Linked DNA regions of Homo sapiens: region 2 is linked to region 1. A link is a loop called in an ENCODE intact Hi-C map of the cell type or tissue named here. Cell type or tissue: pancreas. All regions are shown on one strand. Each heading gives the region's core, and the rest is flanking DNA. Links, peaks and the distances in the headings are about the cores only.

Region 1 (2,903 bases), core at 187-2,686:
CCTCCTAGCCATCAATTGCTCAAGTTCAAAAACACATCTGATAAACCCCTAGTGGCTCAGCCAGATCCCCCACTTCACAGATAACAAGATAACATCTCAGAAAGGAGAAATCACACATTCAGCATCACTCTTTGATGCTCAAAGAGTCCTTTAGGTCCGGCACAGTGGCTCACACCTGTAATCGCAGCACTTTGGGAGGTTGAGGTGGGAGAATCCCTTGAGGACAGGAGTTCAAGACCAGCCTGGCCAACATGGTGAAACCCCATCTCTACAAAAAATACAAAAATTAACCAGGCGTGGTGGTGGGTACTTGTAGTCCCAGCTACCCCAGGGTCTGAGGCAGGAGAATCACTTGAACCTGGGAGGCGAGGTTGCAGTGACCCAAGATGCACTCCAGCCTGGGCAACAGAGCAAGAGAGACAGGGTCTTACTCTATTGCCCAGGCTAGTCTCCTGGACTCAAGCAATCCTCCCACCTCAGCCTCCCAAAGTCCCTGATTATAGGTATGGGCCACAGTGCCTAGCCCAACAATTTCAAACTGATGGAACATTTTCCAACTCCGCACAAAGGAACCATATGGGTTTGTGACAGTCCCCTAAGCATTTCCCAGCCCCAGGCACAGAATCAAAGGTCACTGACTAGAACTCTCCAAGGAGCTTAGCTTCATCCTGAGGCCTCCACTCCCTGAAGACAGGAAGAGGAAACAGCCTCAGGAAGAATACCCGGATCTCAGTGTCTTGGGACTTGCCAGGAGCAGGACCCTCCGAGCCCACCCCCAGGCCCTGCCACTCACCTCTCCACACTGTTGTGGTGGATGCAGCCGTGGGAGCCGCCGACGGCATAGATGTGGCCATCGATGACCCCCACCCCGATGCGGTTACGGGGCACGCTCATGGGGGCGCAGGGCGACCACTGATTGGTCATGGGGTTGTAACAGTCCAGGGCGCTGGAGTCGGTGTTGCCGTCGGGCGAGTTGTTCCTGCCGCCCACGGCGTACAACAGCCCGCCCACCACGCAGCCGGCCAGGCCGCTCCGCGGCACCTGCAGGTCCGCCAACCGGAGCCAGGTGCCGTCACTGGGGTTGTAAGCCTCCAGGTAGCTGAGCGACTGTCGGAAGTAGCCGCCCGCGGTGTAGATCAGGCGGCCCACCTTGGGCGCCCGGCAGGGCATCACCTGCGTGGGCTTGTGCAGGGTGAGCTCCTCGAAGATCTTGACCAGGTAGTCCTTGCAGCGGGAGTCGGACTGCAGGATCTCGCACTTCTGCAGCTGCATCTGCAGGAAGTTCGGCGTCAACGAGTGGCAGCGCACGGCCCGCAGCAGCGCCTGGACGTAGAACCGTCGCTGTTCGCAGTCGTACTTGACCCAGTTGATGCAGGCGTGGAAGACCTCGGACTCGCAGCGCACGTTCAGGTCGTCCCGGCTGATGAGGGTCACCAGTTGGCAGTGGGACAGGTTGAAGAACTCCTCTTGCTTGGCCACCTGCAGAGGGCGACAGTGGGACGGGCTGACTCTCCAGTCACCCCCACACCTCACCAAGCAGGACCGGGACAAGTAACTTATCACTGCCGCTGACAGTCTCAGCTTCCTTATCTGCTAAATGGGGATTCAAATAATAGGAACCGCGTACATTGTGATGACTAAATGAGTTAATCCTGCCGGGCGCGGTGGCTCACGCCTGTAATGCCAGCACTTTGGGAGGCCGAGGCTGGCGGATCACGAGGTCAGGAGTTGAGAGACAAGCCTGGCCAATATGGTGAAACCCCATCTCTACTAAAAATACAAAAATTACCCGGGTGTGGTGGCACACGCCTCTAGTCCCAGCTACTCGGGAGGCTGAAGCAGAAGAATCGCTTGAACCCGGGAGGCGGGAGGCGGAGGTTGCAGTGAGCCGATATTGCGCCACTGCACTCCAGCCTGGGCGACAGAGCAAGACTCTGTCTCAAAGAAAAAAAAAAAAGAGTTAATACTATGTGCCAAGTATGTCATCAGGACTCAGGAAAATGGGCAAAGACTCAGTAGATCGTGTACCCTGGGGTATCATTTGGCTTTGGTTTTTGAGACAGAGTCTCACTCTGTCACCCAGGCTGGAGTGCAGTGGCATGATCTAGGCTCACTGCAACCTCTGCCTCCCAGGTTCAAGCAATTCTCCTGCCTCAGCCTCTCAAGTAGCTGACATTACAGGCACCTACCACCATGCCCCGTTAATTTTTATTTTATTTTATTTTATTTTGATATGGATTCTTACTCTGTTGCCCAAGCTGGAGTGCAGTGGTGTGATCTTGCTTCACTGCAACCTCCGCCACCCAGGTTCAAGTGATTCTCCTGCCTCAGCCTCCCAAGTAGCTAGGATTACAGGAGTGTGCCTCCAGAGCAGCTAATTTTTTTTTTTTTTTTGGAGACAGTCTTGCTCTGTCGCCCAGGCTGGAGTGCAGTGGAGCGATCTCCGCTTGCTGCAACCTCCGCCTCCTGGGTTCACGCCATTCTCCTGCCTCAGCCTCCCGATTAGCTGGGACTACAGGCGCCCGCGACCACGCCCAGCTAAGTTTTTTTGTATTTTTTTAGTAGAGATGGGGTTTCACCGTGTTAGCCAGGATGGTCTCGATCTCCTGACCTTGTGATCCACCCGCCTTAGCCTCCCAAAGTGCTGGGATTACAGGCGTGAGCCACCGCGCCCGGCCATTTTTTTGTATTTATTTTTAGTAGAGACGGAGTTTCACTATGTATTTTTAGTAGAGATGGCATTTCTTCATGTTGGCCAGGCTGGTCTCAAACTCTTTTTTTTTTTTTTTTTTTTTTGAGATGGAGTCTCGCTCTTTTGCCCAGGCCGGACTGCAGTGGCGCTATCTCGGCTCACTGCAAGCTCCACCTCCCGGGTTCACGCCATTCTCCTGCCTCAGCCTCCC
Region 2 (2,903 bases), core at 126-2,625, 140 kb after region 1:
CTAGAGTTGTGTCTTTTGCCCTGACGCCTGTGTCTCTGCTCTTCCCTAGGGCTGTGGGATACGTCATGTGCTCCTTGCTCTACCCACTGGTCACCTTCTTCTTGCTGTGCCTCTGCATCGCCTACTGGGCCAGCACTGCTGTGTATCTGCCCCCAGACACTGATCTCTGACCCCAGGGATGGCTAAAGACCAACTTTGCCTAGAAGTGACCTGCAGCTTAGGGATAGGGCTGGAAACTGGTGGGAGAATGGATTCTTTCCCACAAAAGTCCCTGGGGTCCTCAGTCCTAGACCTCTGCTTCCTTAACGAACCTCCAGCTTCCTGTCCACTTCCAACGAAGCGGTCTATAAGATCTTTGATGACAGCCCCTGCCCATTTACTGCGAAAACCTGCAACCCAGAGGTGGGCGTCCCCGGGGTGGGGAGGGCAGGTATTGCCCCAGCAGGCCCCAGATGATTTGAAACCTCTCATGTCCACTTGGAGGTTCAGCAAACAATTGGCCCCTGTTGCATGTCCTGTGCTAGGTGTGGGGGAGGACGCACAGTGGGGAAGAGACTCTCTAACTGGATCGAACAACTTCCCAGGGCAAGCTGGCTTCCTCTCTTCAACTTGACCAGGCCTTCACCCTGGGTGCTAAATCACCCATTTTTCCCTACTTCCTTTTTTTTTTTTTTTTTTTTTAATAAGACAGAGTCTTGCTCTGTCACCAGGCTGGAGTGCAGTGGCATGATCTCAGCTCACTGCAACTTCCAACTCCCTGGTTCAAGCGATTCTCCTGCCTCAGCCTCCCGAGTAGCTGGGATTATAGGCACACACCAGCACACCAGGCTAATTTTTGTATTTTTAGTAAAGACAGGGTTTCACCATGTTAGCCAGGATGGTCTCGATCTCCTGACCTCGTGATCCACCTGCCTCTGCCTCCCAAAGTGCTGGGATTACAGGTGTGAGCCACCTCGCCCGGCCCATTTTTCCCCATTTCATTTCCTGTCTCCATGCCCTCTTCTTGACCCCAGTGATGGCCACGTCTTGTTTCTAGAATCCCTTCCTTTGCACAAGCCATATTCTGAACTCTTAATTCCTTCCCTTAACTTCAATCCCTATGTCTCCTGTCCTACCTCATGGTTTTCCTGGCCCCACACCTGATGCTCAGAGCCCACTGTGAACCCCTGGTGCCTCTTTTTGGACTCGGTTCTCCCTTCTCTCCCACAGACCTTCCCCTCCTCCAATGAGTCCCGCCAATGCCCCAATGCCCGTTGCCAGTTCGCCTTCTACGGTGGTGAGTCGGGCTACCACCGGGCCCTGCTGGGCCTGCAGATCTTCAATGCCTTCATGTTCTTCTGGTTGGCCAACTTCGTGCTGGCGCTGGGCCAGGTCACGCTGGCCGGGGCCTTTGCCTCCTACTACTGGGCCCTGCGCAAGCCGGACGACCTGCCGGCCTTCCCGCTCTTCTCTGCCTTTGGCCGGGCGCTCAGGTGGGCTGGCGTTGCAGGCAGGATGGGGTGGAGGACGAGGCCTGGCCCAGCCACCGACCACTCCCTCGGCCCGCAGGTACCACACAGGCTCCCTGGCCTTTGGCGCGCTCATCCTGGCCATTGTGCAGATCATCCGTGTGATACTCGAGTACCTGGATCAGCGGCTGAAAGGTACGTCCCACCCACGGTTCGCATTAGCTCCTGTTGCGGGGCGAGGCTGAATAGCGAACCAGGATTGGGTCTTGCTTGGAGGTGGGCGGGGCCAAGATAATAGAGCAGTGATGGGTTTCTGTCTATGACGGGGTGGAGTTCAGGAGTTGGCGTGATTGAGTCCTGCGATGGAGGAGCAAACCAGAGAACCTACTGGGTGGAATTCTTGCTGTTGAGGGGACAGGCCCAAGAGGCCTGGCCCACCATTGGTTATTACCAGAGTGAATTGGAGTGGTATATATTTGCGCTGAAGAGAGCAGGAATAAGACTGGTTTATTAGCCGGGCGCCGTGACTCACGCCTGTAATCCCAGCACTTTGGGAGGCTGAGGCGAGCGGATCACCTGAGGTCAGGAGACCAGCCTGGCCAACATGGTGAAACCCCGTCTCTACTACAAATACAAAAATTAGCCAGGCATGGTGGTGTGTGCGTCTGCAGTCCTAGCTACACGGGAGGCTGAGACAGGAGAATCACTTGAACTCCGGAGGTTGAGGTTTCAGTGGGCCGAGACCGAGCGACTGCACTCCAGCCTGGGCAACAGAGCGAGACTCCATTTCAAAAAAAGGAAAAAAAACTGGTTTATTTTTCTTAGAGGAAGGGCTCTGGGGCTGGGATTGATGGTACTTTGTTTTAGAGACAGGATCTCTCACCCTGTCACCCAGGCTGGAGTGCAGTGGCACCATCATAGCTCACTGCAGCCTCAAACTCCTGGGCTTAAGTCCCTGTCTCTTTGACAGCGTGGACTCAGGAGACCTGGACATTGGCAAGTGTGTGTGATAGGGAAGAGGGGATCCCTTCCAAGTCAGGCTGGTGTCCCCTCACTTCCACATCCCTTCCCTTCTCTTCCAGCTGCAGAGAACAAGTTTGCCAAGTGCCTCATGACCTGTCTCAAATGCTGCTTCTGGTGCCTGGAGAAGTTCATCAAATTCCTTAATAGGAATGCCTACATCATGGTGAGTGGGCCTGGGACCCCCAACCAACCCGCCAGCTCCTGCTGGGTGAGAGGACCACCCCCCATGCCCACCCAGTGGGTCTGATCTCTCCCTCCCACTCTCCTCCAGATTGCCATCTACGGCACCAATTTCTGCACCTCGGCCAGGAATGCCTTCTTCCTGCTCATGAGAAACATCATCAGGTCGGGAATCATTATCATCTTCCTCCTGCCACCCGCCTCTTCCCCTAGTCCCTGAAGCCAGCATTCACACCTGCCCCTCACTGTCCC

Evidence for each region. A loop is a pair of places that touch in the nucleus more often than their neighbours do. Peaks named below come from ENCODE experiments on the same cell type or tissue, not always from the same donor. Only the 100,000 strongest peaks of a DNase experiment are listed, where the experiment ranks them.
Region 2: it touches region 1 in a loop (2.1-fold over the local background); 11 of 110 quality-filtered maps call a loop at or near these places.

Annotation. Positions count from the first base shown.
Region 1 is chr19:10,490,784-10,493,686 of GRCh38, forward strand. KEAP1 (kelch like ECH associated protein 1) reads right to left here. Exons shown (of 6, transcript NM_203500.2): 3 at 794-1,479. Among named protein-coding and RNA genes, the nearest start is that of KEAP1, 11 kb to the right of the region's middle. RefSeq lists an enhancer at 1,136-1,636. In pancreas, for the core only: a CTCF peak has its summit at 1,471 (motif pointing right); DNase peaks (open chromatin) are centred at 1,098 and 1,438.
Region 2 is chr19:10,635,114-10,638,016 of GRCh38, forward strand. SLC44A2 (solute carrier family 44 member 2 (CTL2 blood group)) reads left to right here. Exons shown (of 22, transcript NM_020428.4): 13 at 50-142; 14 at 318-402; 15 at 1,210-1,472; 16 at 1,549-1,643; 17 at 2,531-2,634; 18 at 2,743-2,816. Among named protein-coding and RNA genes, the nearest start is that of SLC44A2, 11 kb to the left of the region's middle. RefSeq lists an enhancer at 1,447-1,969. In pancreas, for the core only: no CTCF peak of the experiment used is centred there; a DNase peak (open chromatin) is centred at 1,528.